2 separate regions of the Homo sapiens genome follow, and region 2 is linked to region 1. The links are chromatin contacts, found by POLR2A ChIA-PET in ENCODE. All regions are on one chromosome and are shown on one strand. The core of a region is the stretch at or near the end of the contact, and the rest is flanking DNA. Distances in the headings are between cores, read along the strand shown.

Region 1 (2,604 bases), core at 105-2,604:
CTTTCCTCTGATTCCCGAAATGGGGGGAACCTCTAACCATAAAGGAATGGTAGAACAGTCCATTCCTCGGATCAGAGAAAAATGCAGACATGGTGTCACCTGGATTTTTTTCTGCCCATGAATGTTGCCAGTCAGTACCTGTCCTCCTTGTTTCTCTATTTTTGGTTATGAATGTTGGGGTTACCACCTGCATTTAGGGGAAAATTGTGTTCTGTGCTTTCCTGGTATCTTGTTCCGAGGTACTCTAGTTCTGTCTTTCAACCAAGAAAATAGAATTGTGGTGTTTCTTTTATTGAACTTTTAACAGTCTCTTTAGTAAATACAGGTAGTTGAATAATTGTTTCAAGAGCTCAACAGATGACAAGCTTCTTTTCTAGAAATAAGACATTTTTTGACAACTTTATCATGTATAACAGATCTGTTTTTTTTCCTTGTGTTCTTCCAAGCTTCTGGTTAGAGAAAAAGAGAAAAAAAAAAAAGGAAAATGTGTCTAAAGTCCATCAGTGTTAACTCCCTGTGACAGGGATGAAGGAAAATACTTTAATAGTTCAAAAAATAATAATGCTGAAAGCTCTCTACGAAAGACTGAATGTAAAAGTAAAAAGTGTACATAGTTGTAAAAAAAAGGAGTTTTTAAACATGTTTATTTTCTATGCACTTTTTTTTATTTAAGTGATAGTTTAATTAATAAACATGTCAAGTTTATTGCTGCACATGGTTAAGCTTCCTTTTGGCTTTGGTTGGAGAGGGTGGAGAAAAGCGGGAGGGGCATGGCCTGTGACCTGGTCACAAAGTACCTTCCACAGTCCTTTACTTTAAGGTGGCATCACTAAATTATTCCCTGTAGCCCACCTTCAGGTCCACTCCACACTGGCTCTCTTGACTATTTTCTTCCTTTATTCATCAGTGATGTATGTTCAGGACCTAATTAATTGTGGATATGAGGCAGGGTCAAGAGGACAAAGGAACAGGGCCTTTACCTTCTACATAGCTCCCCTGTTTCATCCAAGGAGGTTAAGTATTGATTTTTATCGGTTTTCTCAACTGTGAATATAATAAACTGAAAGCATTTCAGGGAGAAGCTGGAGAACACCTTCTCTAGCTGCACTCCACCTTAAGGCTGAAGCTGGATTTGTTTACTGTTTCTCCTGGGGGCAGGGGCAGTTGAGAAATAACCAAGTAGTCTGCCAAGCCAGGGTCAACCCTCCAGGCCACAGGTTGAGCAAATGCTACAGCCATGGACAGGGAGACACTCCTCACGAAGGGGTGGTCCTCATCCTTTCAGATCAACTTCCTGCTGGAGGCTCCACCCTCACCACGTCCCTCCCTCTTCTCTCATCTGGAGTCACCTTTTGGGATTTTGGAGTTGAGCACCATGGGGACTCCAAATGATCAGGCAGTGCTGCAGGCCATCTTCAACCCTGACACCCCATTTGGAGACATTGTTGGATTGGACCTCGGAGAGGAAGCAGAAAAGGAAGAACGAGAAGAAGGTGGGCATTTGATCTGGAGTGTAGCTCTGCACATAGGCTGGCCTGCTGGCCTCCCGAGGTAGCAGAGAGGGAGGTGGTTTTATAAGGCCCCTTGTTCCATGATTATGATTGAGATTGGAATCAGAGAGGTTGGCTGCTCCTTAGCGCACTGATGGGGGTTTGGTAAGAGATGTCCTGCCAAGAGGAGTAAGCTGGGGTTTGTCTCTCGATCCATCAGCTCTCATGCCTCTGAACTTACCACTTAATTGACTGTATGATCCAAGCTTAACTGCCAGGTGATGTTAAACTCTCACATTTTTGTCATAACAGAGAATACCACCACCAGAACAGAAGACTGAAATAAGGCAGGGCATGGTTGCTCAGTTGAGTGGTTCCAATATAGCAAGCACAACCAGTAACCGTTAAACACTGTCACAAGCCAAGCTCCAAACTAACTCTTCCGCAGTGAGTGCGTTCACTGGCTTTTCCATTAATCCCTAATGAAGGAGTTTTTGATCCTTTGTTTCTAGAGGAGTAAAGCCTACACCTTACTAACTCAGGCCGAAACACAGAGGGATACGTCAGAAGTGATGTTCATGATCTGGGAATGTCATGGTGGCCTTTGCATAAGAGGCGGTGTAGTAGAGTAAAATGCAGACAGGAGCCAGAATGACCTGGGTTCAAATCCAAGCTCTGCAACGTATGGCCTGTTGAGGCCATACACAAAGAACTTGAGCAACTTCTTTAACAGATTGAGGAGTCTGGGCTTCATTCTCTTGGCAATGGGGAACCAACCAAGGCCCCTTCCCAGGTCTCTTGGAACTCAGGCAATGCTAGCTCCCAGCCTTAGTGACCTCATCTCCCCCTACCCCAAACACTGCAACTGACCCCTGCTGTGACCCATACCCAGTCAGCTCTGGCTCAGATCTCAGAATTCCAAAGCCTGAGGTGGCTTTTTCTTCTTGCTACCAACTGCACACCTGGCTTCTCCTGGCTCCTTCCCTGGCCCAGATGAAGTTTTCCCTCAAGCACAGCTGGAACAGTCCAAGGCCCTGGAGCTGCAGGGGGTGATGGCAGCAGAGGCTGGGGACCTCAGCACAGCCCTGGAGAGGTTTGGCCAAGCCATCTGCCT
Region 2 (2,604 bases), core at 73-2,572, 7.8 Mb after region 1:
TTCCTGCCTCAGCCTCCCGAGTAGCTGGGACTACAGGCGCGGGCCACCACGCCCGGGTAATTTTTGTATTTTTAGTAGAGACGGGGTTTCACCATGTTGGCCAGGATGGTCTCGGTATCTTAACCTCGTGATCCGTCCACCTCGACCTCTCGAAGTGCTGGAATTACAGGCGTGAGCCACCGCGCCTGTCCGTAAGTACCAACTCTTCACAAAATTTAGATCTGTTAAATAACACCAGTGAAAAACGGGCTAACCAGAAACAATGGTCACCAAAGAAACCCTCAACAGCAGAAGTTACAAGTAATAATTTTATATGGCAAAAAAAAAAAAAAAAAAAAAAAAAAAGAGAAACGAAACCCTGGGAGACGAATCATACTGCAAATCATATCCCTGGGTAGCAGGGCAGAAATACAGGTAAACAAAATAGAGAGGAGGGGGATGCCTCTAGCCCGGAAATAAGTGGGTGGTGGAGATGGTTCTTCTGGCCATATTCGTTTACCTTTTTTGTCAGCAGAAAAGTACTGAGTCTACAAAGTAAAAAACTGACCACGATGAAAATTTCTGCAAAGTAATTAAAATGGGAGAAAAATGGAAATGGCTTAAATACTCGGTATAAAAAATCGACCAAGGAATCAAATGGGCTCACGGATTTGCGTCAGAAACGTTGCTTCCCCGATAATTGGTCAACGTCGGTGTAACTATGATTAAAATGTCAGTATTCAAACAAGGGCTCCAACACTACCGTGGCCCAAGGGCGTCTTCGGCTCCCACCCCGGGGCGTGGGCCTGGGGGTCCCTCTTCACTGCGCAGCCACCTCTAGCCCGCCGCTTTCGGGACTCTCAGCCTTCTTTTCCCTTCCCTGAGGGCCGGCCGGCACCACAACGGGGCCAAAGGCAGTAACTCGGTTGAAAGGCGCGCCCTGGGACAGGTCAGCGGGCTCCGCCATGCGCGGCACGCATCCCGCAGGAGCGGGTGCCAGAGCAGGGTAGGCCGGGAGTTAGCAGCCCAGCCAGGCCGCTGGACTCGGGCTAGGGGCGGGGCCAGCGCAGGGGGCGCAGGCGCACACCGCCTCCGCGGCAGCATGGCGGACGCAGCTCCTCAACTAGGCAAGAGGAAGCGCGAATTGGACGTGGAGGAGGCCCACGCCGCCAGCACAGAGGAAAAGGAGGCAGGAGTTGGAAATGGTACCTGTGCTCCTGTCCGCTTACCGTTCTCCGGCTTCAGACTGCAGAAGGTGCTGAGGGAGTCTGCGCGGGACAAAATCATTTTCCTACACGGGAAGGTACCAGGAGGCAACCCTGAGGTGGGATGCGGGAAGCAGTGAACCAATCATCGCCTCGGAGGCAGATTTTTTTTTTTCGGATCTCGGCTGGAAAATACCAATCATTATCACTCCGGGGAGGCGGGAGTGCGCCACTAGAATGCATAGAGGGGCGGTGAAAGGCGGCAAGATTGCCTTTGAAATTAAGGCAATGAACACATCTAGCTCTAATTTTTCTAATGTCTCCACTAGAAATATCTACTGGGAGAGTGCATTGCAGATTAAAGATCACATGTTACATTCCCCAAGCCATTCATCATCCATTTATGTATACAGGGACTAGGAACCCAGTCAATGTTAGATGTCTCGCTCATCCCTGTCCGTGGAAACGACATGAGACTGTAGGAGATGTGATCTCTGCCTTACGCGACTTCAGCCGTAACAGGAGAACAATATATTATAATTGTTAATTCAGTTCTACGCACGCACTTTCATGCATGCCAGACACTAAACTAGGTACTGGGGATGTGGAGACGAAAGTTACCATCCCTGATCTTCAGGACTACGGAATATTTCTGGCGAGACAGATACACACAGCTTGCTCCAATACCAACGTGCTCAGCAATCTGGCAGGGGCTGAGGAGAGATGGAGACCATTCCAGGAACTAGTGAGGAGGCCTAGCCAGAGCAGATATGGGGGTTCCCCAGAAACTAGTGAGGAGGCCTAGCCAGGGCAGATAAGGGGGTTCCCTAGAACTACTAGCAGGAACTCTCACCTTTGGGAGGATCAGGGAACCTTGGCCTAGGCTTCCATGCCTCTGTGTGTATCTGGTTTTTAAATTTTTATTTATTTATTTATTTATTTTTGAGACGGAGTCTCTCCTCTCTGTCACCCAGGCTAGAGTGCAGTGATGTGATCTCGGCTCACTGCAACCTCTGCCTCCCGAGTTCAAGCTATTCTACCTGCCTCAGCCTGCCCAATAGCTGGGATTACAGGCCCCCGCCACCATGCCCAGCTAATTTTTGTATTTTTAGTAGAGATGGGGGTTTCACCATGTTGGCCAGGCTGGTCTCGAACTCCTGACCTCAGGTGATCCGCCTGCCTCTGCCTCCCAAAGTGCTGGGATTACAGGCGTGAGCCACCGCACCCGCCTTTTTTTTTTTTTTTTTTTTTTTTGAGATGGAGTTTCACTCTTCTTGTCCAGGCTGGAGTGCAATGGCACTATCTTGGCTCACTGCAACCTCCACTTTCTGGATTCAAGTGATTCTCCTGCCTCAGCCTCCCAAGTAGCTGGGATTACAGGCATCTGCCACCATGCCCAGCTAATTTTCGTATTTTTAGT

Evidence for each region. ChIA-PET counts read pairs that join two places held with the same protein, here RNA polymerase II (POLR2A).
Region 2: POLR2A ChIA-PET joins it to region 1 with 10 read pairs in A549. The contact joins the promoter of TIRAP-AS1 here to the promoter of TTC36 in region 1. POLR2A ChIA-PET finds 5 or more read pairs at or near these places in 2 of 52 experiments (A549 and CD4-positive, alpha-beta T cell).

What each region holds. Positions count from the first base shown.
Region 1 is chr11:118,526,120-118,528,723 of GRCh38, forward strand. TTC36 (tetratricopeptide repeat domain 36) reads left to right here and starts at 1,355. Exons shown (of 3, transcript NM_001080441.4): 1 at 1,355-1,493; 2 at 2,484-2,604. The coding sequence starts at 1,376. It overlaps KMT2A (lysine methyltransferase 2A), which reads left to right. Exons shown (of 36, transcript NM_001197104.2): 36 at 1-713. The region is part of intron 1 of TTC36-AS1 (TTC36 and KMT2A antisense RNA 1); the gene reads right to left.
Region 2 is chr11:126,303,000-126,305,603 of GRCh38, forward strand. It overlaps TIRAP-AS1 (TIRAP antisense RNA 1), which reads right to left and starts at 1,323. Exons shown (of 2, transcript NR_187388.1): 1 at 1,189-1,323. DCPS (decapping enzyme, scavenger) reads left to right here and starts at 1,061. Exons shown (of 6, transcript NM_014026.6): 1 at 1,061-1,282. The coding sequence starts at 1,082. RefSeq lists a silencer at 1,019-1,148.